2 separate regions of the Homo sapiens genome follow, and region 2 is linked to region 1. The links are chromatin loops, found by intact Hi-C in ENCODE. Cell type or tissue: mammary epithelial cell. All regions are shown on one strand. Links, peaks and the distances in the headings refer to the core of each region. The heading gives the core; the rest is flanking DNA.

Region 1 (16,411 bases), core at 2,047-10,046:
CAGCCCGGAGTCCACACGCGGATCAATGTATGGGCACTAAGCGGACTCTCACTTAAGGAGCTCGCCACCTCCCTCTAAACACCAGAGAGAACTCTTCTTTTCGGTTTATGTTTTAAATCCCAGAGAGCATCCTGGTTGATCTTAATGGTGTTCCGTCCAAATAGTAAGCACCTGCTGACCAAAAGCACATTCTACATGAGACAGGACACTGGAACTCTCCTGAGAACAGAGTGACTGGAGCTTGGGGGGATGGACGGGGGACAGAAGATGTGGGCACTGTGATTAAACCCCAGCCCTTGCGTTCGTTTTTCCAGGTCACAGATACAGCTCCTGTACCTTTTGAAGGCAAGGAGTTCTCAGAGCAACCAAAGGAACGTGACCCAAGAGCCCAGCTTACAGGCTGAAGAAACCCAAAACCCTCGATAGAGACAGAAACTGAACTGTCAGTCCTTAGAGCTCGCCCAGTCCATGCCACAACTGGGCCACAGCTAAAGCTTTATTTTTGAATTCTCATTCCAAAACCAAACTGTCTTGCCCAGACAAGATCACCTGTTAAGACTTCTTGGCGTTAAGTTATGACATGTATACGCGTTTGTTATTATTATTTTTTCTGCTTTAAAAGGCTGACCAGGGCACCTAGCCCTGGAGCTGTCTTGGCGAGCTGTTCTTTAACCCCTGCAGCACGCAGTCCTGCTAACACAATTTCCATAGACTTGGGGGGCTGACCCAGGCTGCAGAGAGCAAGCACCTGTCTGCTGCAGCTGTACAACCTGGATGCTTTGCAAGGTTCCGGCTTGCTTTCTTCCTAGCAGCCAGAGTGCTTTTCCGTAAAGCGGTGGAGAATCTCAAGCATGTGCATTTAATTGAGGAATAGCAGAAGGGCTAAAGCAACCAAGAAAAGAAGTGTGGGTATTTTTGTTAAGTAAAACAGCCCAAGTGCTTCTGGAGGTGGGTTTCTACCAAGATAGAGGAAAAGGGCTGAATTCCCTCTAAGTGGGACAGCCGAGCTCAGGATGTGCTTCCCAGCTTCACTGGTTAATTTGACCTGAACCTATTTAAAGATCCCTTCTGCCCCTGAAGACCTATCCGCACTCAAATTCTAACATGAAGAAATCTACTCGAATGCATCCTTTACTTTGAATGAGCTCTATTCGGTTGCATGTTATATGTGATTTCCTTCCTCCCAACTGTTTCCACTGAGCGCACCCAGTCTCCCCTAGTCTTCCTCTGTGGGTGTGATTTTTGTGATTTTTACAAACAAAACCCTTGAAGTTCTTGGCAGATGTGTTTGTTTCTGTTTGCATGTACTGCAGATACCCCAGGACAAGCGGGGGATTCATTTTTCAGCCATTCAGTTGTTTCCTCAATAATCCGCAGCAAAGTGAAAATATTCTTAGCACTCAGACTGTACTTAGAGTGTTTTCTCAGTCCAGTCTGTACAGTCTGTAGGCAGAAGGCCTCAGAAGAAAGTCATGGCCACTCAGTGCCCACTGTGGGCTTTGTAAGTCCTGGCTCTCCCGTCAAGGTTACCCAGAGGTAAAAGCTTCCTGGGAGTGGGGCCAGGTGTGTTTGGCACTCCAGATAGAAGGCAAAATGCTCAGATTCGGGCCTGTGCACTTGTATGCAACCTGTCGGTCGATACCTAGCATTTATTTTTCCCTGACAATGAACGACCTTTCCCTCACCCACCCTAAGCTCAAAGAGTTTAGCAAAATTCTCTTTTAAATAAACAGAATGCCAGTAAGAGGTTGACCCCTACCATGGAACTTCTGGGATGCTAAATACTTCCTCATGAACAAAATAAGTTCCTTATTATAAGTTCCTTATACTAGCAGCTTCACCTAAAGAATTTTCTCTCCAGCAATATTGACTTCACTGGGGAAAAGCCAAGAGTGTGTGGTGAGTGATTTGTTCTCACTCGACCTGGCTAGGACTGGCTAGGAGCTGTTTTTTGTACATGAGGGAATTTGGGCTTTCCTCAGTTATCTGAATGTTTTACCCAAGTGCCTTCCTGCTATTGTAGCAAAGTAGCTCAGCTTCCTTGTCCACAGGGTGAAAAAGGACTAATGCATTTTCCATCAGTTTTCTAACTATGTTAGCAAAAACGGCCTCCTGGTAGCTCAACCTCCTGTACGCGTGTGTGTGTGTAATACACACACAAATAAACCCCTCTGTTTTTCTAAGACATCTTAGCTGGATATTATAGGAAGCACTTTCATAAACAACTGTAACAAATCGCAAAGGAAAGAGAAACAAAAGCATTAGATTTGAGACATAAACAGGCAAGAGAAAGTGTATTAGGAACTGACAGCTATCAAGGAAGTTTTGTCAGTTACAAATGCTAGGAGGAAATTTTGCCAAGAAGGATGGCTCATGAAATATTTCCAGTACGGGAAGAGGCAATAAGATCCTCTAAGAGAATGAGAAAGTAGGGGTGTCTAAATGGTAAAGATGGGTGTGTTGCACGTGTGTTAGAAGGATCTCAGTTGAGTGAAGGTTTGCACTGCTACATCTAAGTTAATGTAAATATGTAGCACTCTGACAGGTCTACCGTGTTGCTGAATGTAGTATATTTCCAAAGTTTGCAAGTCTTCCTGTATTGTACAAAGATGCTGCTGCTTGATAATATGTATAGCAATCCAGATTAGTATGTTATTAAATTTTATTTTCTTACCTGTATTTTTATGCTTTTTACCTGTCCTCAAAATATTACACCCCTGTTGGAATTAGATTTATATTTATAAATGGTCAGAAATCTTTTTAAGTGTCTCTTTTTACACATAGGTTGATTTTTTTTTCTTAAGAGAAATGATGTATTCTTGAAACATTTGTTACTCATTCCAGGAAACAAAAACCCATATAATAAAACCCCCACTCAGAGCCTGTTAGTCACCTCTCTAGAAGATGGCATCTCAGGAGAAGGAATGGCTTTGTGGAAGAAGGAATCACCTTTTTCTTGCTCAAGAATTATGCTGACTTCAGCCCTGAGCCTGGATCTGGTCACTGAGAATCATCAAGTGTCTAGATCCTCCCCCCAAAATAACTAATTTAGTAGGTGATTTTGATTTTAAAAAATTGACACCAAAACCCTGCCTGCATTGTAATGGAATTCGAAAAGAATTCATGTTCACAGAACTCAACGTTCAGGCTAATATTTACAGAAGGGACCAAATCTAAATCCTGGTAGATAACTCCTGTATGCTTTATCCAAAGGACACCCACAGTTTTCCAGCATAGATATAACCAAGGATGAATTGATTCCTTCAAAGAACTGGGAGGCACGGATATTGCATTTTTTGTTTACATCCAGTAGCCAAGACGCCTCAGTGAGCCAGTCTTGGGCAGAGGCTGTCACATTTAGGCAGATTGGAAGTTGGTATGTTCTAATTCTCACTCTGGACTACAGTGAGGCTGAATTTATCATGTCAAAAAAAAAAAAAAAAAAAGACCTTTCCAAGTGCTTTCTATTGCTCAGAATTGAAAGAATGTTTTCATTTCAAGTTTACAAGAGGCATGGATGGAGTTGTGACGTTCTTGACAAGCTGGGCTAACCTTTCCCGAACTTGTTTCCCGGAGGCAAGGTGCTCGGTGACCCAGCGCATCTTAACCTTGGGTCTCCTAGGCTCGAGGCTAGGGCATTACGTTTCGTGGAACCAAAGCAGCCAATTGCATAGCAAGTATTTTCCTGCATTCCAATTAAATGCTTAAGAAAAAGCAGCATCCTATAAAATTGTGATCATAAACATCCATTTCCCTCAGCTTTTGTGAGTGCCTTGACTTACAGCCAACATCACTGTTTAACTCAGTCTGTTTAAAAACAAACTTTTCTGGTGGTTGATAACAGAGAGTTGCTCCCTGAGCCATCAGGGTCCTGGGAGCTGGAAGTGAAAGGGTTATTAACATTCTACCTTTATGCAGCTGTTGGCTGACCAGAATAAACTCCCTGCTGAGTTCAAGCTTTGAATGGAATGGATGCAAATGATGTTGTTTCCATTAGAGCAGGTGCTCACAGCATTCTGATTGGCCTGAGCAGACCGAGGCTATGGCTGTTGGGACAAGCTTAGCATCCTGGACATCTTGTCAAAGAACCTCACTCACCCCTCTGGCCTCTACAGCCCTCAGAGGAGAGAAAACCAATTCTCCAACAAACAGGTCTCTCCAACATGGTGGTGCTGGCAGGCTTAGGTTTAGAAAATCCTGACTGTTAAAGGCGTTTGAATACATCACATTCCTATGCAAATGTTTTTAATCTCCAGTTTAATGTAGTTTATTTTTCCTATATGTAAAGTATTTTTATACGGCTTGTATCATGATAGTTTAGCAATAAAACAGTTGGAAGCAACATCTACTTTGGTGTATCTTTCTTTTCCAGAGAGGCTACTCAAATATTCCCTTTACATTTCGGGCTCCCTCAGCAAGGAACATTTTGTGTGTGTACATAAGTGTGTGCATTTACTCCTCGTCTCAGCCCTAGGAGGTAGGTACAGTCCCACCGTGCTTGTGACTCAGGCTCAGAAGCCACTTGCCGGAGGTGACAAAGCCACATGGTCAACCTGAATTTGTCTGGTTCTCTCCAGCACAGCTCTGCTGTAATCTGTGCCTTTAGACTACTTTTGAGGTAGCATTCATAAAAGAGATTTATGATGCCCACCTTAGACCAGCTTTCCAAGGGTCCCAAAGCATTCATGGTCAACTGGGCTAAGCCAGCCACTTGGAAGGCAAAAGCCATCATTTTTATTTGAGCATCTTGCAAAATATCAAGGCTAAAGAAAAAAAATGCACCTTATACCTTCAAACCCACAAACATAAGTACTAGAACCTTCTAGCCAAGTTCCTCCTTAAAACAGCTTTTGCCCTCCTGTAGCTAAAGCACCTAAGAGGTTTGGAAGTAGCTGCTATTTTTAATGTCTTAATATGGTTCGAACCTCCTCCCACCCTTTAACCCCAGGGAAACGGGATACCTGCCCCCGGCCCTGTGTTTTAGGGACCCACTTCACCCCACCATAGCCCTGCACTTGGAATGTCTTCCTGGGAATTTTCTAGCCCCCCATTCCAGTGCGTGTAACCAGCACTACCAAATGGGCAGGGGTCCCAAGCTCAGACAGGGACCTGCATGGGTCCTGGCTGCTGGAAGTGTCTATCTTGAAATAGCCTTAGTCTCCCTCTGGTGGCTGGGACTAGCTGGCTCCCATTTCTCCCCTTCAGATGCCCCAAAGAGCTCTAGAACCTGCACCTACAGGGTCCAGGCCAGCTTCCAGAAGAGCACCCTGGTGAGCAGATTGCTCCTGATGGCTGGTGCAGTATTTTCATTGTGATTTTTGTGGGATGGTGTGAGACTGAATCACCAGAATGGTGCTGATTTAGGAATGGCTCAAATTGCACATGCAGACAGGAGCCCCACAAAAAATATCTGCCCAGGGCTACACCTAAGAGGCAACTGTGCCCCACTAAGATGATTGCTGCCGCTGCGGCCAACTGTTTTGCTTTAACTCACTTTCTGAAAACCTTACACCACTTCTCCTGAATCGAAAGTCAAAATCACTTAAGCAGAGGACAAGGCTAAAACTATACAGTCATTTTTAAAAAAGAAAAAACAAAAAACAAAAAACAAGTCTGTGTTCTACATTTATATTTAAGCCACACTTAATAAACACAAATTTGGCCTGTGCCTCAGTTTCCCCAGATATAAAATGAGTTCTCTAGTCCCCACCTCACAGGTGCTGCATGTTTAATCAATATTACCTATCGATCCACTGTCCCGTCATTTAACAAACAGATTTCAGATTCACCTAAGGCATATCATGGAGCCTTGAGCTCATCTTGAGACCTCATTTGACTAATATCTGGAAGAAAACATTTAGAGCTCTGACTATGGGATTTAAATTTTTCTAAATAGATCATTAAAGCCAGAAACTTGAGTTTATCCAATTTTCAAAACCTGAGATAACAAGGAAGTTCGTATTGGAGCATCTTGGGGTCACTTTGCCAGGAGTTTGCAAATCTGAACATTGTTCCTTGCTGTATCCAACAGCATGGGGTAGTTTCGTACAAAGGAGCAGAAACAGAACAGTGGTTTCGTGCCAAGTTGGGATTTAAGAAGTGGTAAGATTGACAGGAGAAAACAAATGCTGACTCCTACTCAGCCTCTTCATGTTCATACATTGGGAGGAAACTGGGTTCCTGGTAGGACCAGGTTGAGTATAAAATAACGCTGAGGACAGAGGCACAGAACCACAAGGACCTTTAAGAAATGAAAGTGAAGTCATTTCTTTTGTCTGTGGATCCCCAGTAGCTGTGATGGGGTATAGGGGACACACTTGCTATAAACCTCATGACATTTTGTGGTACAAAGATGGACAAGGTCAGACCAAACTTTCTCCAAAAAGGGCTTCTCACTCTAAACCACCTCTTGCCCTGCCCTCCTGGTAAAATTCAGAAGTTGAGCTTTGTAAATGGCCCGATGAGGAGTTATCAAAGAAACAAAACCCCCTGCTGTATATCTGCCGTGTCCCAGGCCCTCTAGGAATCCCTGATTTACGAAAAACTTCAAGCTCTGAAACATTGCGCTGGACTCGAGACAGGAAGTACAGTGACAATTCACTCTGATTTCCAGGGGCTATACTTTTTACATCAGTGATCCCTAAATTTTTTGTTGAAATGGGGACACTTCATCCTTCTATGAAATACTGACAAAACTCCTTGAAAACACGTTGCCAACAGTTTCTGCTGCTGTGCAAAGTGTCAGAGGATATTTGATTCAGAACCCTCTGCCCTTAATACCATGAGAAAAAAGCATTCACAGGACAACCGTGGAGAGGGTTGTATTTACACCTTCACATACACACGTGCCAGACTCCTGTATGACCTCCCCAACTATGTGCCTTCTTCTCTTTGGTAGCCAGGAGGCATTTTGAGTTCAACATGCCCCAAAATTTCCTGATTCCCAATCTCCTCTTCCTCCCTTCTCCCAACACACACCCATCTTACTCATCAGTTTATGGCAACACCATCTACACAGTCGCTTAGTCAAAACCCTGGGAATAACCCCGGATCCTTCACTGTCCCCACTGCCCACATATCAGCAAGTCCTGCTGGGTCCCTTCTGAAATCATCCCACCTCTATGCCTCATGCTCACCAGAACACCCTCATCTCCTACCTGGATGACACAACAGCCCTTTGCTGGTGTACTCCCGACCTCCCCGTCCACACAGCAGCCAGATCGAGGTTAAAGCAGCCTCAGATCCCATCACAGCCCTGTTTAAAGCCCTCCACGGCTTCCCTTTGCGTTCAGGATGATCCGAATTTCAGGCAAGAGGCTCAGCCATCTTCCTCGGCCCCAAGTTCTCCAGCCTCCAGGTCTCTTTTCTGTTCCTTGCCCAGACCACACCATTCCCCACCTCTCTCTCTGTCTCCTCCTAAAACTTGAAACGCTTTGACCCCCGAGTTTCGTGGACTGGCTCTTCCTCATTCTTCAATTTTCCAATCAAATTCTTGTCCTCAGAGGACTTCAGTGACCGCTGTCATGTGGGACCTACCCCATGCCCCACCCACACATGCACTCAGCCTGGCATGTCAAAAACGCTGTTTGGATGGCCGTGTGCATGTTTGCTGCCTGTCTCTTGCCCCTGTAAATTCCATGGCGGCGACGATTGTCTTGATTTGCTCAATGCCATCTCTCTACCACCCTGGCATGCGGTATGGTAGGCCCCCAGGAACCGGGTGTTAAATGAGCAAACATGCCTTTTCCTGTGCATGGAGAACAATGGGCTCATCTGGCATGTATGGAAAATTAATCATTTCCTAATATTTAACACATTTTATAAACCAAACAACTGACTCAAGGGAGACTTTCCTCCTGCCCCACATGGCTCGGTTTATTCATCTCTAATTACACAGCAGTGTATTCCAGCCTGTCTTCTAGACAGAGCCAGTTCCCTTTGCTACAGAAAGCCAAAGGCCATAATTCCCTAGAATCCTGGAGCCTGCCAGGCCAGTTATCTGCTTTCTGGCAGCCTGCAGTCACCTGTGGCCCTCCTGCTTGTAAAATGCTCACTGCTGTGGCTCAACAGCTCCTTGGGGACAGGTAAGAGAAGGGCCGGCCAGCCAGCTGCCGTTTACAAGCCCAATCTGAAACCGGCTTCTCGGGGGAGTCTGTTTGACAAGGTGAATAACGGATTGTTTGCAGTGGAGCGAGGTGCGGCCAGCGCCTGTAGCTTGCTATGTTAGATGGTGCTAACGCGCTCCGGCTGGGCGCCTCTCCATCTGGTCCTCCCCAGATACACCTGCAGCCGTGCAGTTCAGGAGCCCACGTTCTCATTTATCCTCCCCGTGGTGCAAATAAGCCAGGGCACCCTCTGTGTGCTGCTGGGGTCTTCGACACAGACCTTGGCCCCTGAGCTGGGCTCCAGGATCTGAAGGTGCAAGGGCAGGCTCTCCTAAAATCTGCCCTGTGGACACCCCACCCCCCGTCTCCAGTTCCCTAGACCAGCACTGCCCAGAGTATGTCCAGGGCTCCTCGGAGAGTCGGGCAGTGGGGGTCCCAGGTCCCGTGACTTCCATCTCCCAGGGCTCACGGCCTCCCCTCTGGGACGAGTCTCTTTTGCCATTTATCCCTGTTTATGTCACTCTCATCTCATCCCCTGCGTCTCACTCTGACCCCCATGAGGCTCAGACCCCACTTTCTGCCCCACAGCCCCATGAAATGGTGCTGCCCATCCCTCTGCACCTCACTGCCCCCCATAAACAAACCCCCACATCCTCAGTCTTCCCTCCCCCCAGGGCCTGCGTGTTTTCATCCTAGCTGAAACCCACCGCTCCTGAGCCCTGTCTCCTTGCAGGCCTCTGCGACAATTAGCACAAACTTAGTGGCATAAAGCAACACAAATTCATCACCTCACAGTGCTGGAGGTCCAAGGTCCAAAGTAGGTCCCGTGGGGCTAGCATCCTGGTGTCAGGAGGGCTGCGCTCCTTCTGGGGGCTCTGGGGGAGAAGGTTTCCTCATCCTTTCCAGCTTCTTTGGAAATAGACACGGCTGCCCGCATTCCTTAGCACTCAGCTCTCATCTGCTGGGCCAGCCATCCCATCACTCTGATTCCACTTCCAGCCTCACGCCTCTTTCTCTAACAAACTCTCACATCTCTTTCTTTTGCCTCTAAAGACTCCTGTGATTACATGGGGCAAACCTGGGTAACCCAGGGTACTCTTCCTTTCTAATCACTGGTGATTAGCAATCGCACCTGCAAAGTCCCTTTTGCTGTAGAAGGTAACACATCCACAGATGATGGGCATTAGAACATGGACATCATTACGGGGCCCTTATCCTGCCTGCCATGCCAATGTGGCAGTGTTCAGAGGTGATGCCTTTAAGTGGTGACTCTGGATCCTGAGGGCTCTACCCTCGTGAATGGATGAATCCATTCATGGATTAATGGGTGAATGGGTTATCATGGGAAGGAAACTGGCGGCTTTACAAGAAGAGGAAGAAAGACCTGAGCACAGCACATTAGCGCACTCAGCCCGTCCCCATGCGATGTCCTGTGCCACCAGGGGATGCTGCAGAGTACCCGTGAGCAAGAAGGCGCTCATCAGATGTGGCCCTCGGCCTGGGACTTCTCAGTCTCTACAACGAGAAAGAAATTCCCTTTCAAAATGCCCAGTTTCAGGTATTCTGTTATAAGCAACAGAAAACGGATGAATACGTTGTTCAAGGCTCACGGACCACATCAGTGAAGAACACAGACTAAGCAAAGTCTCCATCCGCGTGAAGTGGACATCCCAGCAGGGTGCAGAGGGAGGGAGAAAGGCCTCAAAGAGACCTGGAGCTGATCATGTTTCAACCTGAACTCTTGCATTTCTCCTTCCTAGCACCGTCCCACCCCAGCGTTTATTTCATTTCATGGGACACCGTCACCCCGGTCACTCAGGCTAGAAGTCCAGCACCATGCTTGGCCCTCTTCCTTCTCTGACACCCATCTCCGATCTGTCAGGAAATCCCATCAGTTCCCTCTTTCAATTTTATCCCGAAACTGACCCCATCTCGGCCTGGCACTCTTCTGAGTCTGGTGTTTGTTTCAGCACCACCTCCTGCTAGGACTGATGTGGTAATCTCTCGGCTGGTCTCCCTGCCTTTCCCCTTCTGCCTGTCCTCATCACAGAGTGTTCCTGCTAATCTTAGATCAGGTCCTTCCTCTGCTCAAGATCCTCAGTGTGAAAGACAAAGACCTTAAATGGCCACCAAAGCTTTCCACTGCCCACCTCCCTTCCTACCTCACCTCCCAGTACTCTCCCATCTTGCCCTCTGCTCCAGCCCCCTGATCTCTCACTCTCAAACATGCCACACTGCCTGCATCTCAGGGCCTTCGTCCAGCTGTTGCTTCCACCTGGCATCTCTTCCATTAGATGTAATAGCTCCAGATGTCAGCAGAGACACTGCCTAAGCTCCCATCCTAAAATCAGGCCCACTGTATTCTCCATGGCTACTTGGACCCAAACAGAAGCTGCTATAGTTTGGTTTATCTGATCGCCCTCCCCTCACAACCGCTGCCATATCTCATGTTGAAATTCCATCCCCAGTGTTGGAGGTGGGGCTTAACAGAAGCGTTTGGGTTATGGGGTGGATCCCTCATGAGTAGGTGAATGCCCTCCCTGGTGGGGGGTGGGGGTAAGTGATTTTTCGCTTCATTTGTTCCCATGAGAGCTGGCTGTTAAAAGGAGCCCGGCACCTCCCCTCTCTCGCTTCCTCTCTCGCCAGGTGACCTGCACACATGAGGTCCCCTGCCTCTTCCACCATGAGCGGAAGCAGCTTGAGGCCCTCACCAGAGGCAGATGCCCCATCTTGAATTTTCCAACCATCAGAACCATGAGCCAAATCAACCTCTTCTCTTTCTAAATTGCCAGCCTGAAGTATTCCTGTGTAGCAAGACAAATGGACTAAGATGTCTAACACAATCTCTGAAGGCCTGAGTGCATCTGTTGGTAAATGTCCTTCAGCTGCATCTTGGTGGCATCCCGATGAGGGGAGGGGGTGGTAGGAATGATCCACCTGGTGCTGGCACTCAGGGGTTGCACTATCTACAGAGAATTTTAAAACAGTATTTCAACAATTGCTCTGATTTTTATTATCACTAGGTACTGGCTTTTTTTCTTTTTCTTTTTTTTTTTTTTGAGACAGGGTCTTACTCTGTCATCCAGGCTGGAGGGCAGTGGAACAATGACAGCTCACTGTGACCTCTGTCTTTTGGGCTCAAGCAATCCTCCCACCTCAGCCTTCCAAGTAGCTTGGACTCCTGGTAGCCACACCCTTGTGTGATCCCCTACCCTTGATTGTGGGCTGGACCTAGTGACTCGCTTCTTAGATTACAAGAGGTAATGACTTCCATCTTGCTGGCGCTCTCTTTATCTGAGTCTTCTCATTTGCTCCCTCTGATGAAGCCAGCAGCACTGCCTACGTGGAAAGAACCCAGGGCAGCTCCTGGTCACAAACAGTGGGGAACTGAGGCCTTCGGTCCCAGCCTATGAGGAACTGAATCCAGCCACAACTGCTGATCTTGCTTGGAAGTGGATCCTGCCCCAGCGGAGCCTTGGGATGACCATGGCCCCCGATGACTCCTGACTGCAGCCTGAGAGAGACCCTGAGCCTGGGGGCCCAGATAAGCTGAACCCAGATTCCGGGCCCATGGGAGCTGTCAGATAATGAAAATGTGTTGTTTTAAGCTGCTATATTTTGAGGTCATTTGTTATAGAGCAATGAAGAACTAACATATACAGAGAGGTCATGTAACCAGGCTGAGGCCACATAGTCTGTCGGGGGTTGGGGGAGGGTCAAGATTCAAGTCCAATTTGTCTCCTAGAGCTTGTGAGTTTTTTTGAGACAGGGCCTCACTCTGTCACCCAGGCTGGAGTTCAGTGGAATGATGAAGGCTCACTACAGCCTTGACCTCCTGGGCTCAAGCGATCCTCCTGCCTCAGCCTCCCGAGCAGTTGGGACCACAGGCACACATCAGTGCACCTGGCTAATTTTTTAATTTTTCATAGAGATGGAGGTCTTATGTTGTCCAGGCTGGTCTCAAGCTTTTGGTCTTAGGCGATCCGCCCACCTCAGCCTCCCAAAGTGCTAGAATTACAGGTGTAAGCCACTGCGCCCGGCTGCTTGTGATTTTTATCTCAAAACACACCACAGCATTTTCTGTATCTGTGTTATAATAGGCATTTCCACCAGCATCGCCACAAAGCAGATGGGCGCCTGGTAAACTCCACACGTAACAGGCATGTGGCAGCCACTGGGCCACATGGACCAGCATGTCCGCCCCCTAACTGGTTTCCATACCTCCCCAGCCCATTCTCCACGCAGCTGCCAGATAATGGTTCTGAGGCTCCAGTGGGTCGCCATCACAGTTAGGTTTAAAGCTCTGTAATGACCCCTTTCATGTAGCTTTTAGAGCCACCAGTGACCTGGCCTGGCCTACCCCTGGGCCACCCAGAGCTGGTGCTCACACATCTGCCGCACACAGGCCCGATCAGAGGGTTCCACATCACAGAGTCTCCGCAGCTGGACCCTTCATCCGGTGAGGAAGAGCTGCCCCACCCTCCATCCCACCTCCACCACCCCCGTCCCCCCGAGGATTCGAGAGGAGCCGTCCCTGCCCACGTGGACACCCTGGTTAATCCCTTTCTTTTATCTTCACCCTCCCTCTCTCCCAGCTCCCAACCATCAAGGTTCAAACATGCTAGGTGTCCCTTGTCTAAATCAACCAGAAATAAAAATAGAAAAAAAATCATCCATCGAACCCGCATCTGCCTCCAGCCACCAGCCTGGCTTTCCCCACGCCTCCCAGCCAAGGGTCTAGAAGGAGTTGCTGCTGCCTCTCATCCCCTGCTCCTGCTCACTCACTCCCCAGCCATTGTGCTGGGACTTCTGCGCCTACCTCACTGCCAAGCCACCAGCGCCCTCCCTTGTCAGCGAATCAAATGGACTCTTCTCATTTCTTCTCTTCCTGGACTTTCCAGTGGCGTTTGGCTCTGAGGTGTTCTCTCCACTTCTTCAAACTGTCCCCTTGCTCTTGGTTTTCAGGTCACCCATGCTACCTACTTTCCCCGGCTTCAGCCAATGGTCCCTCTTCCTCGATGCTAAAATCGCGGCGCCCAGACTCCACCCAAGATCTTGATCAACAATGAATGACCCTATGATTCAGCAGTGGAACACCTGCGAGTCTTCCTCTAGAAACACCCCCGACGCACCCAAAGACACACACAGATACTCAGGCTGGTCTACTGAAGTAGCAGAAAAATATAAACAATCAGAACACCCATCCTCACAGCCCTGGTGACCTGACGCCTGGCGGACGCCCGTAGGGGGATCCAACGCAGCTTTGGAACAGAATAGGTGTGTGCATTCATTTCCTAGGGCCGCCTACAAATTGCCATCAACTGGGAGACTTTGAACAACAGAAATTTATCTTTACGTAATTCTCGAGGCCAGAATTCTGAAACCAAGTGCTACAGGGCCGTGATGCCTCTGAAGGCTGTGGGGAGGACCCTTCCTGGCCCCTCCCAGCTTCTGGGGGTTCCTGGTGTTCCCTGGCTGTGGCTGCATCACTCCAATCTCTGCCTCCATCTTCACATGGGCTCCTCTTCTTATAAGGATACTTGGTTTTGGATTTAGGACCCACCTGGTTAATCCAGGATGGTTTCATGCCAAGACCCTTCATGTGGTGACATCTGTAGAGGCCTTTCTTCCAAGTTGAACCACACTCACAGGTACCAGCGTCCACCACAAGAACACATCTTTTGAGGGGGCCACGATTCAACCCAGTACAGTGAGGAAAACACCCTGTTTCCTCGGGTTGTGTTTAGGGTCAGCTCCTTTGTTGCTCTGTTGTGTCTCCTGGCCTCATCCTTCCTCATGGGCCTTCCCTCTGTCTAACCTGTTATCTACATGGTTTGTCTTGGCCGGGCGCTGTGGCTCATGCCTGTAATCCCAGCACTTTGAGAGACCGAGGCAGGTGGATCGCTTGAGCCCAGGAGTTTGAGACCAGTCTGGGCAACATAGTGAGACCTCATCTTTACAAAAAGTACAAAAACAAAACAAAAAAGGACAGTTTGTCTTGCTCACTGCTGTGTTTCACCCCAGTGCCTGGAACAGTGGCCGGCAAGGGAAAACGCAAAGTGCAGACCTGTGCGTCCCATTCATGGGATGACCACACACACGCACACACACACACACACACACACACACAATGACATAAACTCATACACACACAATGACATAAATTCACACTGCATACACACATACTGCATACACACACTGCATACAAACACACACATCCACAATGCAAACACACATACTGCATATACACATGCTGTATACACATCTGCATATACATACATACTGCATACACGCACACTGTATACACACACACATCTGTATACACATACATACTGCATACATGCACACTGTATACACACACATCTGAATACACATACGTACTGCATACCTGCACACTGTATACACACACACAAACACACGTGCTTTTTCTGAAAGACATTTCAGAATTACTAATGGTCCTGGGAGTCCAGGGGCATGGGGGAGGGGACGAGAGGGGCTTTTCGCTCCATATCCATTTGTACTGCTTGAAATCTGTAACCACACAATCTATGACCAAGAAAAAGTCTTAAAGTAACAACACATCGTTACCTACACCCGGAACAAAGCCACTACAGGTGTGACCCCCTCATCTGCTGCAAGCCGCTCAGTGCCGCTCCTGCCCCTCTCAGTCCCTCTCCGGCCCCTCCCCTCATGCCTCCTGCCCCTCTACCCTCTGTAAAGATGGAGCTGGGGGAATAATATGGTTTGGATCCATGTCCCTGCCCAGATCTCACGTTAAAGTGTAATCCCCAGTGTTGGAGGTGGGGCCTGGTGGGAGGCGATTGGATCATGGGGGTGGATCCACTGGTGCTGTTCTCGTGATAGTGAGTTCTCATGAGATCTGGTCATGGAAAAGTGTGTAGCACTTCCCCACCCTTCTCTTGCTCCTGCTGCTCTGCCCATGTGATGTGCTGGCTTCCCCCTAGCCTTCCACCACGATTGTAAGTTTCCTGAGGCCTCCCCAGAAGCAGAAGCCACTGTGCTTCCTGCACAGCCTGTGGAACTATCAGCCAATTAAACTTCTTTTCTTTGTAAATTACCCAGGTTCAGGTATTTCTTTATAGCAATGGGAGAACAGCCTAAGGAGGCGGGGGGCGCGCTACATCTTCCGTGTCTCTCCCTCTCCCTCCTGGTGTGTTCTGCACAGGGCTGCCATGGAGCAGCAGCCCTAATATTTTTTTCAAGGATCCAAGTTCTAAAGCTAGACAGCAACGGTGGCTACAGGCACAGAGGCTACAGTGTCAGCTGCCCTGCGTTCAGGGAGCTGGGCAGGGAGCTTGTTCCAGTGTCTTCCATTTGCCCTCCAGGTTCACCCTCAGCTCTCTGGGCCTGGGAGGCGGACCATATGACCAGCCTCTCCGGGGCACCTCTGGCTTTCAGAGGGTTCCTTCAATAGGAGGTGCCAGCAAGAGATGGAAGGTTGGGTGTTCATGCCGTGGCCTGGATATGTCCCTCAACAAAAGCCACTGTCTCTCCAAGTGGCCCTCTCCATGGGGTGCCATCCCTCCCGGTCCCAGAAACTGCTCTCCTCCTTAACCTCTTCGGGCCTTGGGGCGGCAGAGGTGCCCCAGTGCTGATAGCTCTGGGGGATTCATCTTGCATTACGTTTCCCCTCTCTCCTGTGCCTTTGTGAATAATCCATTAAAACTCTCCTCAATTTACTCCTTTGCCTGTGTAGCCTCCTTCTGGGTTCCTGGTTTCTGGCCTGCTATCGTCTGTTCCCTTCACAGAAGCCAGAGGGATCCTTTTCAATATGAGCCAGATGATAGCACCTTTTGCTAAAGCCCGCCAAAGGCCCTGACCTCACTCAGAATAAAAGCCAGGGTCCTGCTATGATCTGGCCCCCAGCTACTCTCAGACCACCTCATCCCTCCAGCCACGCTGCCATCTTGCTGTTTCTTGAAGAAGCCAAACACGTTCCTGCCTCGGGGCCTTTGCACTTGCCAAGCCGTCTGCCTGGAACGCACTTCCCCCATCCCCTGCATGGCTCTTTGGGTCATGTTCCACCTCCTCAAAGAGGCCATCCGTGGCCACCCTAGCTAATGTATCTGCTCCACCACCCTCCCTCGCAATACCTGGGGTCTTGTTTGGGTTGAGTGCCTATGATAGGATCACTCTCCCACCTGTCTTCCCCCGAGAAGGTCAGTTCCTCGAGGGCAGAGTCAAGTCTGCCCAGTCCACAGTTGTGCCCACAGTGACCAGAAGTGCCAGGCATGTGGTAGGTGCTCTGATATTTGATGAATGAATGGGGACATTTCCCATGCAGC
Region 2 (16,411 bases), core at 4,335-12,334, 700 kb before region 1:
TGGTGCACTCTTGGCTTACTGCAACTTATGTCTCCCTGGTTCAAGTGATTCTCGTGCCTCAGCCTCCTGAGTAGCTGGGATTATAGCTGTGCACCACCATGCCTGGCTAATTTTTGTATTTTTACAGTGGAGATGCTGTTTCACCTTGGCCAGGCAGGTCTCAAACTCCTGACCTCAAGTCAAGGCGGATCCGCCTGCCTTGGCCTCCCAAAGTGTTGGGATTGCAGGTGTGAGCCACTGCACCCGGCCTGTTTTCGATCTTTTAATCCAGACTTCGCAGTTTTACATCTTCCTGGACCATCACCCATCTTATTGAGTCTTCTAAATTTATTGGGGTATAAAGTTCTACTTAATAGTCACGATTGACTTTGTGTATCTGTAGTCCCCTTCTGCTTTTCCAAAGTCTATTGGAATGGTTTTCAACTAGGTATGATTTCACCCCCCAAGGGAACAATGTCTGGAGACATCTTCGATTGTTACAACTGGAGAAGAAAGGGTTCTACTGGCATCTGGTGGGTGGAGGCCAGGGATGCCGATAAACATCTTACAATGCAGAGGAAAGCACCAAACAGCAGAGAATTTCTAATAGTGTTGAGATTAAGAACCCTGATCTGTTGGTATCCTCTCTTTTTGAGCTAAGCCTTCCTTCTTAAGCACCATTTTTACTTTTATTGATCAAGTGCTATACGTAGCCTCAATTCTTTCTTTTGGTTTCTTGAATTGCATACTGTGCACTTGATTTCAGCATTTTGTTAGAAGTGAACTTAAATCTACAAACTACTTTAAAGCCATTATAGACTATAGGTTTTTTGTTTGGTTTTGTTTTGAGACGGAGTTTCGCTCTTGTTGCCCAGGCTGGAATGCAATGGTGCAATCTTGGCTCACCGCAACCTCCACCTCCTGGGTTCAAGCGATTCTCCTGCCTCAGCTTCCCAAGTAGCTGGGATTACAGGCATGTGCCACCACGTCTAGCTAATTTTTTTGTATTTTTAGTAGAGACGGGGTTTCTCCATGTTGGTCAGGTTGGTCTCGAACTCCCAAGCTCAGGTGATCTGCCTGCCTTGGCTTCCCAAAGTGCTGGGATTACAGACGTGAGCCACCGCGCCCAGCCACGGCCATAGGTTTTGAAATAGGAAACTTATCTGTTTCTGGAGTTTGTAATCTAATTTTGACAAAAACTGTCCTAAAAGACATTCTAAAACTTCCAAGATGACATTTTTGAAAAACCATTTGTGAAGCCATGTTACACTCATAAAAGTTTGACTTTTATCTACATACTGAACTCTCTCATCCATATGAAATTTTTAATGGATTTCACCATGATTTCTATTTTGCCTGATGCTAAAATTGATATTCCTACTTTTTTTAAGCATTTTTCTAGAATTTCTATTGTGTTCCTATCACTTTGATTTAGGTATCTTCAGAGCATTTAGTGGCTTTTTTTCTTAATTTAACTTAAATATATTTTTAACTTTTATTAAAGTAGAGATGAGCTCTCCCTGTGTTGCCCAGGCTGGTCTCAACCTTCCGGCCTCAAGCAATCCTCCTGCCTTGGCCTCCCAGTGTGCTGGGATTACTGGCGTGAGCCACAGCACCTGACCTATAATTTAAATCTTTAAGAGGGAAATGTAATACGTTTTTGTTTATAATATTTACTTTGACATCTAGTTATCTGATATTTGATGTGATTTTTATTTTGTGCTGTTTGGTTTTTTCGTTTCATAGAGACAAGTTCTTGTTCTGCCACCTAGGCTAGAGTGCAGTGGTATGATCAGAGCTCACCTTCTGGGCTCATGTGATCCTCCCACCTGAGCCTCCCAAGTAGCTGGGACTACAAGGGTATACCACCACACGTAGCAAATCCTTTTTTTTTTTTTTTTTTTTTTTTTGGTAGAGTCAGGGTCTCACTGTGTTGCCCAGGCTGGTCTAGAACTTCTGGACTTAAGTGATCCTCTCAAAAGTGTTGGGATTACAGATGTGAGCCATTGTGCCCAACCAAGTCTGTCTCAAAAAAAAAAAAAAAAAAATCTTGCTCTGTCACCCAGGTTGGAGTGCAGTGGCACGATCTCGGCTCACTGCAACCTCCTCCTCCTGGGTTCAAGCCATTCTCCTGCCTCAGCCTCCCCAGTAGTTGGGATTACAGGTGTGCATCACCAAGCCCAGCTAATTTTTGTATTTTTAGTAGAGACAGGATTTCACCATGTTGGCCAGGCTGGTCTCGAACTCCTGACTTCATGATCTGCCCACCTTGGCCCCCCAAAGTGCTGGGATTACAGGTGTGAGCCACCATGCCCAGTCGCCCCAACCAAGTCTTTTGATGGTTGTTTTTCTCTTGTCTGAAAGCTATACTTTTTCCATTGTAGTATTTTCTCATATTGCCATCTTACCTTCACCATCACCCTTATTTTTTTTTCTGGTGTACAGTGTTTAAGTGTGATACCAAGTCATATATCAACTATCTTCTCCTCTCACTGAATGCTAATTCAAGTATAAGATTCTATTAAAACAGTTTCTCTAGAAAGTTGAAGATCCTGTTCCTGTCTTGCTAGCATCCACTGTTCTGAGGAGCTTTATGCTGATGTGAGCATTTTGCTGGTGGTTTTCTTTCTGGAAGCTTCCAGATCTCACCCTTCTTAGGGTTCTGAAATTGGACCACCCTGCTTCTAAATAAGATGCATGGCTGTCTTTAGTGTTGGGAAATAATTCTTCTCAGTTCTATCCTGGACCATCTAGAACGAGCTTTCGTGTCTTACCTTTTGGCGTCTTTTCCCCCTTGTCCTTTTGGGAGATTCTTTAGCTGTATCTTCCATTTCTAAGATTTTTCTTAATAGGTGGCTTTTTCTTTTTGTTTTGTTTTTATAAGAGCAGTTTTAGGTTCACAGCAAAAGTGAACCTAAAGACAAGAAGATACAGATATTTCCCACATGCTCCCTGCTCCTGCGCATGCACAGCCTTCCCCATTACCAACATTACATTTGAATAGTGCATTTTTACCATAGATGAACCTGCACTGACACAACATTCTCAACCAAAGACCATAGTTTACAGTAAGGTTCATTTTTTTTTTTTTTTTTTTGAGACAGTGTCTTGCTCTGTCACCCAGGCTAGAGTGCAGTGGCACGATCTGTGCTCACAACCTCAACCTCCTGGGCTCAGGTGATCTTCCCACCTCTGCCTCCCAAGTAGCTGGAACTACAGGCATGCACCACCACATCCAGCTAATATTTTGTATTTTTTGTGTAAAGACAGGGTTTTGCCATGTTGCCCAGTCTGGTCTCAAACTCCTGGGGTCAAGCGATCCACCCACCTCAGCCCCCCAAAGCACTGGAATTACAGGTGTGAGCCACCGCACCTGGCCAAGGTTCACTCTTGATGTTGTACATTCTGCGGTTGTGGACAAATGTATGATGACCTACATCCACCAATAGCTGTCATTCGACACCCTTTTTGCTGGTCAACTTATTAGAACTTTTATTTTGATTTCCATAGTTTTCATTTCTCTAATTTCATTTCCTCCCTTTGCTTTAGTAACTAAGTTCTTGACTTGGGCGTGTCTTTCTGGTTCTGGCTTTCCCCAAGCATTTGTTTATTGGGTAAACTAATTTTATTTGGATATGATCAGCCTGGAAGGGTTGGGCTAGGGGGTAGTGATGAAACATGGCTGGATGGAAGTGTTCTGGGTATGTGGTCTTCTGCTGTCCCTGGCATCTCTAACTTACCAGGCCCTTGTATTCTTTTTCTGACCTCAGCACCCTTTGACCAACAGCCTAGGGGGAGATGCCGTGCTGCTTGCTGTTTGGAAGAAGTGAGAGGAAGGGGTCCACCTGACCATTCTCCATGTGGTTCATGAAGCTGCCCAAGATCCCTACAGCTGCCACTTCTTATCCTGAGTACTTCTATAACCACTGCCATTTTTCCCAAACAGGGTTTGGCCTGTAATTTTCTCCATCAATCAGATTTTTATGTCATCTTTCCCTTAGGATTTCTGAACTATCAATGAATGATACACATTCTTGTTTCCCAATATGCTGATGTAGACTTCAGTATCTTTCTCTCTCAGTATTTGGACAGGAGGAGGCGGCACACCCATATGCCCAGGCTATCATCTTGGTCAAATCTTTGTAGCCATCTTGACCAAAAAACCTTTAACTTTGACTCCTTATGTGTTTGAAGGAGACAAACCGCACAAGTGTGAGTTCTGTGACAAGTGCTTCAGCCGGAAGGACAACCTGACCATGCACATGCGGTGCCACACCAGTGTGAAGCCACACAAGTGTCACCTGTGTGACTACGCTGCCGTGGACAGCAGTAGCCTCAAGAAGCACCTGCGGATCCACTCTGATGAGCGGCCGTACAAATGCCAGCTCTGCCCCTATGCCAGCCGCAACTCCAGCCAGCTCACCGTCCACCTGCGATCTCACACGGGTGAGTCCCTGACCAGGAAACCTCAATCCCTTACTTTTTCTCTAATTTCTTAACCTTCATTTACTTAACAACACAAGCAACTTAAATGACTTGGTGTGGTAGAAGTACAAGAATTTGGAACTTCTGTGATAATTGTGAGATTTGTCATTTTTCTGTTGCCGGAACAACAACTTTTGGTAAAATATGACTGACAGCTGGGTTTTATATCTTGACTATATAGAATCCAGCTGGGAGTAGATACCCACTATAACTGCCAAGAAGCCAATGATGTATCTCAAGTCAGACCTATAAACTAGATGTTTCAGTAAATGTATACACTGATTGCATGGCTAAATTTGGAATGTAGCAGGATCCATTAAGTATAATTAAAAATCACAAACTTTTAATCTTAGGAACTTCCTTTATGGGACCCTACTGAAATGATAGGACCAACTCATCGTGGCATGGAAAAATGGGGTTTGAGATATTCATAAAGATGCTCATAAGTTGAAAATTTTCAATGAATTCCTGGAAAATGGTGAGCAGACAGGAACATAGTGATGTTTAAAACTGAGTATAGAAAGCTGTGTCCCAGCAGACAAATGGGAGGCAGCTGTACAGTTGGAAGCCAAAGTTTCCAGCCAATATCCAAGGGCCCTGAGGGCTCTGGGCTTGGAACAAGCATGTAGACAGCCAGGGCCACAAAGCTTGGGGGACTAGCCAAGGCCTGGCAAAACTGCCCAACCAACCCAGTAGCAGGTGAAACCTCTGGCATCCATGTCTAATCATTAAACCAGTCTACTTTCCCAAATATAGTCCACCAAGGATCATGAGTCATCTATAGGAAATGAATGGAATAAAATGAGCCAAGTCAATAACTAATCCTGGAAGTAAGAGTACTTGGGTAATTTTCACATTCTAATTGGTGTCTACCCACTGGCAGAAATGTTGCATCCAAATAGAGACCTATGAAGAGATAATGAGAACAAAGAAGTATGAAATAAAACTAGGATTGCTAGCTATAAAATTAATGTCCCAGAGATTACGGGAAAAAAATTGGGTGAGTGAACTGAGAATAAGAGCCAGTCCTGAAGTCTGGTTTCTGACCAGGTCTAGGAAGAAAAGAAAATGGAAGTGAGAAGAAAATAGAGTGAAAATAGAAAATCAAATGAGAAATGAAGTCCACAATTCTAAGGGGCCAGGAGAGTAAAAGTGCTCACAGGATTCCAATCAGGATGGAAGGGAGTGGACAGGGGACATCTATATCTAGAAATATGTCTGGGTAGTATTGGCTTCTAGGAGACAATGGAACAGTGCCCTCAAGAGTTGGGAAATGATTTTGAACTTAGAATTCTATACCCAGCCAAACTATCTCAAGTATGAGAGCAAAATAGAATGATGTGCAAGGACTCAAGATTTTACTCCCAGCCACCATGCTAGTGGGAGTTACTAGAAGATAAACTCTAGCAAAGGAAGGGAGGAAACATCTGGCATGATATATTTGATATGTGAATACCTGAATATGGCTAACTGGGATTGCAGCAAAGAGAAATATCAGGCTGATACTTGTATAGAAAGTCAAGAGAAACTAAATCAGAAGTTTTAAAAATCCATTTTAAAAATTCCTTGTGAAAGGGCCGGGCGCGGTGGCTCAAGCCTGTAATCCCAGCACTTTGGGAGGCTGAGGCAGGCAGATCACGAGGTCAGGAGATCGAAACCATCCTGGCTAACACGGTGAAACCCCGTCTCTACTAAAAATACAAAAAAATTAGCTGGGCGTGGTGGCGGGCACCTGTAGTCCCAGCTACTCGGGAGGCTGAGGCAGGAGAATGGCATGAACCTGGGAGGCGGAGCTTGCAGTGAGCTGAGATTGCGTCACTGCACTCCAGCCTGGGCGACAGAGTGAGACTCTGTATCAAAAAAAAAAAAAAAAATTCCTTGTGAAAGTTACAAAATTATGAGAGTGGATGACTTCTGAAATTGAGATTCCTTCTTTCAAGAAACACAGTCTAATCAAGAAGCAAGTTAAAATGTGCCCCCAAATGAGCAACACGTAAGAAAAGAAAACAAAATTATATTGATGGGTGGTTACGCCATCCACTGGCCTGAGTGTGACAGCAGACTTATAAGGAAGTGATTGTAATCCTGGTGCAGTGTTTGGCTCCGATGAATATCACATTCCCAGTCACCATTTAAATTATTTATAGTTGGCTTCTGAACTTGAAATCTGAAAATGATTAAAGTATAAGAATTCACCAGACAGAATGGAAATATTTTTTTACTTAAAGGTGAAAAGAAAGCTACTTCTAACAAGTGAGGAGTTAAGTGTGGAGAAGAGGAGTGAATCCTCAAAAAATCTCAGAAGCTGATGGACTAAAATGTGAGGCTACTACTCAGCTTAAAAGTGTAAAAGTCACAACCACCAGAATGCAGGGGAGAGGTTAGGGAAAGGATGGGTGTGTAGGATAAGATGCTTATCTTTGTGTATATTCAACTGACGTTTAAAGCAGCAACCTCAAAAACAACTAGAAACCCTTAGCAATGTCTCCAGGGAATGGGACTCTAAAGACCATGGCTCTTTATTATTTGTCCCCTGCTGCCATAATTATGCATTAATATTATAAATAAAATTTAGCCTGTAGTTATAAAAGTAAGAAACTTTAACTTGAAATACAAGCTCAATAACTGATGTCATATAGATTAAACACTATAGTAAGCGTCTTCACAGGTCTTAGCTTGATTTGAAGCAGTTGTTTGTAATTTAAATCTCACCTCTTCTTCCACATTCAATTCTGGGATGTCAAGTTAAATGGGAGTTTAGATTTGAAACTGAAGGGGTCATCAAGAGTATGGACTTGAGTGCCATAGTGCCTGGGTTCCAAATCCCTGCTGTTTGACCTGAGCCAAGTAACTTGACCTCTCTGAGCCTCAGTTGTCCCATCTGTAAAGTGGGGGTAATAGTACCCACTCATAGGATTGTTGTGAGGATTGCATTAATATGCACAACAAGTGTTGTCATTAGGAGGTTGGGTTTAGAGTTCACAAAACCCAACCATCTCATGGCGGCCAAGTGTGCTAAGGCAGGTTGGGGTGGGAGGGTCTGTTTTGCCTGCCTGTTCTAATGGAAACACACCTTCCATTGCTAGGGGATACCCCCTTCCAGTGCTGGCTCTGTAGCGCCAAGTTCAAAATCAGCTCGGACTTGAAAAGGCACATGATCGTGCACTCGGGGGAGAAGCCTTTCAAGTGCGAGTTCTGCGACGTCCGCTGCACCATGAAGGCGAATCTCAAATCGCACATCCGCATCAAGCACACCTTCAAATGTCTGCACTGTGCCTTCCAGGGCCGGGACCGGGCTGACCTCCTGGAGCACAGCCGGCTGCACCAGGCCGACCACCCGGAGAAGTGTCCAGAGTGCAGCTACTCCTGCTCCAGCGCGGCCGCCCTGCGCGTGCACAGCAGAGTCCACTGTAAGGACCGTCCCTTCAAGTGTGACTTCTGCAGCTTCGACACGAAGCGGCCCAGCAGCCTGGCCAAGCACGTCGACAAGGTGCACAGGGACGAGGCCAAGACGGAGAACCGGGCCCCTCTGGGCAAGGAAGGGCTCAGAGAGGGCAGCTCCCAGCACGTGGCCAAGATCGTGACGCAGAGGGCCTTCCGCTGTGAGACCTGCGGCGCCTCCTTCGTCAGGGATGACTCTCTGAGATGCCACAAGAAGCAGCACAGTGATCAGAGTGAGAACAAGAACTCAGACTTGGTCACCTTCCCACCGGAAAGCGGTGCCTCGGGACAGCTCAGCACCCTGGTCTCCGTGGGGCAGCTCGAGGCTCCCCTAGAGCCCAGCCAAGACCTCTAGCTCAGCCGAAGAGGGTGGTCAGCTGTCGGAACTTCTGACCAGTGCTGTTGCCCAGCCCTCCAGAGGTGAGGCCACTGAGAGACAGGCTTTGGGCACCACTTCTGGGGCTGGCCGCTCCAACTTCACAGGCCTTCAGAGGCGATGGCTGGGCGACAGTGACGAAAGCAAAGCAAAGCAGGGCTGTGGAGACACTCCTCGCATTTGTCTCTTCCCTCCAAGGATTATCTGAGCAAGTCGACTTGTTCATTCAAAGGCGGGGTCTGCCAAGCCCTGCTCTATCCAATGGGGATAGCTTCTACGTAACGGATTCCAATTTTAAAACTGATCCATCTCTGATGGAATTATTAAACTTAGACGATATAGAAAACTAAAACTAATCTCTAGAGTGGAAAGGGTTAAAGTGAGGAAGGTGTACGTGAAGGGTCTGGGGTTGCTGGAAAACTTCTATTTCATAACCTGGGTGATCGTTCTAAGAGTGTTTGCCTTATATGTTTGTGTGGTTTCTTTTACCTGTTGTCTTACAATAAAAAAGGCAGACTCATGGTAGCATGATGTAAGGAACACTCAATTTTGCAGCCCTCCACAGACAGTTACGGTAGAAGGTTCTCCATCCCCAGCCCGCGCCCCATTCAGTAACTTAATTATAAACGCACATTGGATTTCTCAATGAGTTCCTACTGTAGTAAAACGAAATGCAGTTTGATCTGGAGGTGGCGCCAAAGATCAAGCTAACTAGCCCAGCCTGTGCTTGTCTGTTGTGGAATTCAAAATTCTGTTTAATTCTATTTGGAGAGAAAAGTCCAGGGGCCCAGTGGGCCCTGAGCTTGGTGCTGGGTGCTGGGATATGTGATACGTGGGACAGCCTCACACCAGCATCTGTTTCATCACGGAAAGCATTTAGTGTTTGCTGAACCCACAAACTACTGAAAATCCAACCTCTTCTCATAGATGGACCCTTAGGAGGTTATGAAATCTCAGTGGATATAATACTTACCCAAAGTTGCTTGGTTTCTACTTTTGGCATCTTTCCTTCAAATACTCTTTTTAAATATAAAGTCTTGTGTGCCCTCATCAAGCTGAACATCTCTGGAATTGAAACAGATTAAGTAGATCCATTGTTCCTGGTAAACTAAGAAAAAAGGATGTAAGATTTTATAGGTTGTGTAGAAGGGACTATTTCACTTGTGAAATAGAGGTACCTAGTTTATTTTGTGAATGGTGGTAGTTTGGGCAAATCTGACTCCGTTTAAGTTTTACATCAGGTAGGTGATGGTGTACTGCTGAATCTCTATTGTAAGAAGAAAAGATTAAAATGATGACAGAGACCCAGGATAGAATTAGTCTCTTTGGAGATGATCGTTTTGATCAGAAAAGTGTTTGGTTACTGAATGCTGGTGCTATTGTACAGTTGCTATTGTTACCTTTCTGCTGTTTGTCGTGAATCTGATCTGCGTTTCTGTTCTAGAAGGTTGTTGACCTTTCAAGTGGGAACCCATAGATTGAAATCACATAAACGTTCCTTGTACTTCTTGTTATAGCTCTTTAGACAAAGAGGAAAGATATCAGCCTTTTTAGAAGGCATTTTTTGTTAACAGCTGTATGGACTTTAAGGATTTTATATCCAAGCTGGTATCACCCAGCAAACTTGGATTCCCAATAGAGCAGAGGTGAGTAAAAAGCTGTGAACCCAATATTTACTTCAGGCAGTGGGTGGGGCCATAAAGTTTTTTGCAACTACTCAGCTCTGTGGTTTTAGTGCAAAAGCAACCATAGATTGCAAGAAAAAACAAGTGTGTCTGTGTTCCAATAAAACTTTACAAAAACAGGTGGCAGGCTAGATTTGGCCCATGGTCTTAGAATGTAGCAAGCCCTCCTGCAGAGTACTTTGCTCTGAACTGGCAAGTGTGACTTGTAAAACACACTAAAAGATACCAAATTTTCTGGCAGAGACACAAATGGGATTTGCACAAAGCTGAGAGTGTAGTTCAAGAGAATAAGGCTGAATGAGTATTAAAAAGAATTTGGGTAACTTAAAAGAATTTTTGAGACTGGTAAGAATTCCAAGATTCAGAGAAAAGTAGGCTAAGAGGGAAGTCTAGGACCAGGAAACTTGTAGGAGTAGGGGTAGTCTTACCTTACCATTTCTAGGAAATTAGAAGATGGCAGTGGATGGGGTTAAATCATTCGGAATTGGGGGCTGAACTGGCTAAACCTGCTAGAATGAGACTTAAAATGTACAGGTAATAACCAAATAAAACAGCCTTAATAGAAAGGAGCAGCTGACATGGCACAGACCAGAATGGCAATTCTTACACCAGCCTTGATTTGCAGAGCCCTCTGGATCTGGAAGAGGAAACTGAGAATGTTTGCAGTTTGACTTCACCTGAGCCCCAGGGATCCGCAAACTTTTTCAGTTAAGGGCCAGATAGTAAATGTTTTGAGCTTTGCTGGTCCTACTTGTTATCAGCTCTGTTGCCACTGCTGTTGTAGCACAGAGGTTCCAACTCGGCCACTGTAATGCAGCTACAGAGAATAGGGAAGGAAATAAGTTTAGCTGTGGGCCAATAAAACTTTATTTATAAAAAGGACATGATTTGGAAGGCCAGTCTGTTAACCCCTAAGTACAAGCAACAGGGTGATTGGCCTTGGATAAAAGGCAAGGGGGAAATGTTAACATGAAATTGAGCCAGCATCAGTAATGAGTGTCTATGGTCCCAGCTACTTGGGAGACTGAGCTAGGAAGAACTATTTGAGCCCAAGAGTTCAAGTCGAGCCTGGGTAGCAATGCGACTCCATCTTTAGAAAAATTTCGTGGGGCCACTTTAAGGAAGGTGTTGCTCCATGCCACAGACAGATGAGTTTCCGGTTAGGTATTGGGGAAAACTGGATCCTTTTGATCTTTACTCAGATCAGCTTGTAAAATCTCCACTGAAGAACAGAAATCAAGGCGATCTCCCGCCCCTCTGCTTAAGGTTTCTTGCTGCCTTCTAGACACTACAGAACACAAATAGCTTGTTTGTCTCCCTGTATTTAACCTCTTCTAAGAAAGCAGATGAGCCTCAATTCGAGTTGCCATCATGACTGAGCCAGGCACTGCACTAAGAACTTTACCTGTCTGCAGGTGTTTTTCTCCCAGGTGCTACCCAGAGCTGGGATAGGGTGAGGCACTTGCCTGGGACATGAGACTTAAGGGAGTGCCGAGAACTCAGTCGCCAAAAAATATTTTAATGCAGATTGGCAAACGGTGGCCCCACAGGTCATCTGCTTTGTTTTTGTAGTTCTGTGGAAAGTTGGCCTGGGATTAGGGCAAGTCAGGGCTGTGCAAGCAGAGTTGGATCCCGTGTTTAGAGTTCTGACATCCTGTTCATTGTAGGTTTCTTTTGCATTCATTTTGGTTTTTAAAAAGTTGCGTTATGGTATTTACCTTGATCAGCTGAGATTTGGGATACCACCTTAAATGTGTGCCTGAGGCCATGGCCTCTCCCACCCCACCTAGCCCCTGTCCCTCTTTAAATGCAGAAACTAAAGGATAAGGGGAAGAAACTTCCTAAAACAATATGACCCAGTAATAAATTGGGGCAGGGTGGTGACATCCTAGAAGCTGTCTCTTGTTTCCTTGAGATGGAGTTTCACGCTTGTCGCCCAGGCTGGAGTCCAATGGCGCGATCTCAGCTCACTGCAACCTCTGCCTCCTGGGTTCAAGCAATTCTCCTGCCTCAGCCTCCCAAGTAGCTGGAATTACATACGCCTGCCATCATGACCTGCTAATTTTTTGTATTTTTAGTAGAGACAGGGTTTCACTATGTTGGCCAGGCTGGTCTCGAACTCCTGACCTCGTGATCCACCTGCCTCGGCCTCCCAAAGTGCTGGGATTATAGGCGTGAGCCACCATGCCTGGCCAAAAGCTGCCTCTTTTAAATATTTAACAGACAAAGACTGTATATATTCGGTGTCTATAATGTGTTGATTGGAAATACCTAAGCATCGTGTAATGACTACCACAGATTAACACAGCTGCCACCACTCATGCTGTGCCTTACAACCCAAAATTTGTTCATGTCATGACAAAGATTGTGCCCTTTGATCAACATCTCCCCGTTTCCCCCAACTCCTGGCAACCATCCTTCTACTCTGAGAAGCCACCTTTTTTTTAGTTATAAGCGAATGCAGCTGAAGATGGGAAATCCCTGCCTCGTTCAGCTAGGGGGATGTCATCTGAGTCTATTTTACTCTTCTGTAAAATGGGTCATGTCAGGCATTTGGCCTAATGATGCAATCTACTGACTTAAGAGAAGTTGGCTTCCCTCTGTCTCCCCCACCCCCTGAGCCCTGCTTGCTTTTTTTCTTTTGTAGGGGGAGGAGGAATAACCAAGATCTAGGTACTGTGGCCTTATGATCAGCAGGGATCATGATTTCTATCTTCCCATGCCCCCTGCCACACACATCTTCAACACATAGTCTCAGATGACACCTTAAGCGCCAACTAGGACAGAAGGTCATGTCCTTAACACCGCTGGGAAGTCGCACATAAGCTGCTGCTTGCCTCCCCACCTAGTCACACACCATAGCTCTACAAAGGACACGGGGAAGCAGGTTCCTCTGGAGTGGGCTGTGCCGGTGAAAACCTGGAAGGGGAGATGCTGAACTCATGAGCATCCTCTGCTGTCTGCACAGTAAGGCAGCCTCATAGGGGTGGGAGGCATTAATAGCTTTTTCCATGGGGCACGTGATACGGGTCCTAAAGACCCTGAGATGTTACATTTGCAAGTATTTGTCTTATCTGGGCTTTATGGGGACAGTTTTGCCTGCTGCTTGTGGATGTTGGGCCATGACAGTCTTCCAAGGCATCCTAAGGCTCTACTCCAGTAGCTCTCCACCGTGCCTGCCTGCTGCGGTCCCCTGGGGGCCTCTTTGGTGTTTGAAATATCTCAGGGGAGGTACAAGGGCATCTCTACTTTCTAAAGTTCTGCAGGTGATTGTAGTGTGGAACCAGGGTGGGAAGAGCCATGTGAGTTGGAGACAGACCGTCTTCATAGGCTGTGCTGTCACAAAGGGCCCCATAGTCAGGAGGCCCCCTGTTTGGTTGCATGTTCTGTCATCGACTTTAAATTCTTAATTTTTTTAATAGCAATTTTGAAAATATTTTGCATCGGGCTTTGCAAATTGTAACAGCCAGTTTTCTGAAGAAAAGGGCATACCTCAGCCTGTCTGCATCACTGGAAAGCTGTGGGAAGGGCCTTCGACCATTGAAATCAAGACTCCTGGATAGGGGGGACCAGGTCTCTGGATGGGAGGGACAAGCACTGGCGCCCACTAACATTCACTAGTATCCCCTCCATTATTTTGATGGTTCCTCACAATGGAAGGCATTTGCCTTCATCTTTGCAAGGGAAAATTGATCTTCAGAGATGTTAACTTGCTCAGCATCATGCAGCTGATACAGGGGAGTCAAACCTGCTGTGCTGAACTCTGGCACCTGCAGTCTTTCTCCACTAGCTTCCTTTTTTTTTTTTTTTTTTTTTTTTTTTTGAGGTGGAGTCTTGCTCTGTCACCCAGGCTGGAGTGCAGCAGTACTCACTGCAGCCTCTGCCCCCCAGGTTCAAGCAATTATCCCACCTCAGCCTCCCGAGTAGCTGGGATTATAGGCACATGTCACCATGCCTGGCTAGTTTTTGTATTTTCAGTAGAGACGGTTTCACCATGTTGCCCAGGCTGGTCTTGAACTCCTGACCTCAAGTGATCCTCCCACTTCGGCCTCCCAAAGTGCTGGGATTAGAGGTGTGAGCCACCACACCCAGCCTTCCACTAGCTTCCTTAACCTCTCACCTTAGTCTAGGGTGTCTCCCACTGGCAGAGGTGGACAGCTCAGGAACAGAATCATGAGTTCTAAGTGTTGAGATAGAACAAAGTCTTCTTTGCAAGAATAGTGAGGTCTATAGTAGGGTGGGAAAAAATTTCAAATGTGAGCATCATTAGGTTGGAAAAACGTCCCTGGGCTGCGTGTGTGCTAGGGCAAGTATTGCAGGAATGACCAATGTTGCATTCCCCCAACATAGGCAGGTTACGAAATTATAAATGTTGCTTAAATGCTTATCTTTGGTAACCAAACATGGATTTATGTGAGTTTAAGTGGCCACCTGAGCTTGAGAAGCTGCTGTCAGGAGACATTCACAATTGCATCTCGTTTGCTCCCCACATGCTGCTTCAGATGCTGCTTTTTTTTTTTTTTTGTAGAGATGGGTTCTTGCTTTGTTGCCCAGGCTGGTCTCAACTCCTGGCCTCAAGCTATCCTCCCCACTTGGCCTCCCTAAGTGCTTTTTACAGCTGTGAGCCACTGCACCTGGCCCACTTCTATTTTAATAGAGATAAAAGTGAAGGCATGAGAGACAGAAGCCTGTCTGAGGTCAAGCAACTTGTCAGGATTAGAACCTGCGTCTTAGGTCTCTGAGGTGGATCCCCTTTCAATACCCCTTGCTTAGGAGGACCTGCTTTAAGACACAGTGCATTCTGAGTCATGGACCCCTTTGGCAATTCGATGAAATCTGTGAATCTGCTCAGTGATGTTTAAAAGAATAAAATACATAGGTTTGCAAAAGGAAACTGCCATTAAAATAATAGTTATCAAAATATTTTTAAATTGTTAAGTGTGTTTTTATTAACACTAAATACAAGATCTATCAGCAGATCTAGTAACTACTTTTATTTTGAAGTAGCAATCTACAATGGCCATGATGTTATACGAAAATATCCAATTTATTTTGTTGACTAAAGCACAGGTTGTCTAATGCTACTGTGATTTGGTGCCTACCTCCAAAATTGGCAGAAATACTGGATTTCGTTCAGAGGCTAGTGAAACTAAAGATTCATTTTCTGGCCAGGTGCAGTGGCTCGTGCCTGTAACCTAAGTACTTTGGGAGGCCAAGGTGGGCAGATCACGGAAGGCCAGGAGTTTGAGACCATCCTAGGCAACAGAGTGAGACCCTGTCTCTACACAAAATTTTTAAAAATAAAAGATTTTCACACCTAAGTTCCTGGACTTGCAAAATTCCATACACTGTCCCCCTCACCTCACATTAGATCTCTGATGTTAAGGCTGGGCATGGTGACTCACACCTATAACCCCAGTACTTTAGGAGGCCGAGGAGGGCAGATCATTTGAGGCCAGGAGTTCGAGACCAGCCTGGCCAACATGGTGAAACCCTGTCTCTCCTAGACATACAAAAATTAGCCAGGCATAGTGGCATGTGCCTATAATCCCTGCTACTCAGGAGGCTGAGGCACGAGAATTGCTTGAACCAAGGACTTGGAGGTTGCAGTGAGCTGAGATCCCACCACTGCACTCCAGCCTGGGTGACAGAGCAAGGCTCTGTCTCAAAAAAAAAAAAAAAAGTCTGATATTAAAGGAGTTTCTGGGGTCCAGTTTTCTTAGTAAAATTTTGACTTGGCGGGGCGCGGTGGCTGATGCCTGTAATCCCAGCACTTTGGGAGGCGGAGGCAGGCGGATCACGAGGTCAGGAGATCGAGACCATCCTGGCTAACACGATGAAACCCTGTCTCTACTAAAAATACAAAAAATTAGCCTGGTGTAGTGGCGGCCACCTGTAGTCCCAGGTACTCGGGAGGCTGAGGCAGGAGAATGGCGTGAACCCGGGAGGCGGAGCTTGCAGTGAGCCAAGATCCTGCCACTGCACTCCAGCCTGGGTGAGAGAGCGAGACTCTGTCTCCAAAAAAAAAAAAAAAAATGACTTGCGATTGCTTCCGTCTTAACCAGAACAAGTAGAACCAGCATTTGAATACTTATTCCCCCCACATTAAAAAAAAAAAAAAAAAAAAAAAACCTTTGGCCCGGGTACAGTGGCTCATGCCTATAATCCCAGCACTTTGGGAAGCCAAGGTGAGAGGATCCCTTGAGCTCAGGAGTTCGAGACCAGCCTGGGTAGCATAGTGGGACCTCATCTTTATAAAAAAATAAAAACCCTTGTATTTGAGAAGGATTCTCCAAACAGGGCTCTTCGTAATACCTCTCTATTAGTCTTTTCCCCCATAAACTGCTCTTCAGATGGCTCAATCTTCATGTGTTAGTTTGAGGGACTTAGGCCTACAGAAAACAAATGTACATTTGTCAATTCCAAAATTCTAAAGGCATTGCAC

The links. Hi-C counts contacts between places; a loop is a spot of excess contacts. Peaks named below come from ENCODE experiments on the same cell type or tissue, not always from the same donor. Only the 100,000 strongest peaks of a DNase experiment are listed, where the experiment ranks them.
Region 2: a loop joins it to region 1, with 6 times the contacts of the local background. A loop is called at or near these places in 25 of 110 quality-filtered maps.

Annotation. Positions count from the first base shown.
Region 1 is chr20:51,374,894-51,391,304 of GRCh38, reverse strand. It overlaps NFATC2 (nuclear factor of activated T cells 2), which reads left to right. Exons shown (of 11, transcript NM_012340.5): 11 at 1-4,342. All of the region lies in intron 2 of LOC105372663 (a long non-coding RNA gene), which reads right to left. Among named protein-coding and RNA genes, the nearest start is that of MIR3194, 70 kb to the left of the region's middle. In mammary epithelial cell, for the core only: a CTCF peak has its summit at 5,178 (motif pointing left); a DNase peak (open chromatin) is centred at 2,904.
Region 2 is chr20:52,076,406-52,092,816 of GRCh38, reverse strand. LOC105372664 (a long non-coding RNA gene) reads right to left here and starts at 16,108. Exons shown (of 3, transcript XR_936849.3): 1 at 9,682-16,108; 2 at 9,255-9,346. It also overlaps a transcript of ZFP64 not described here. In mammary epithelial cell, for the core only: a CTCF peak has its summit at 8,970 (motif pointing right); no DNase peak of the experiment used is centred there.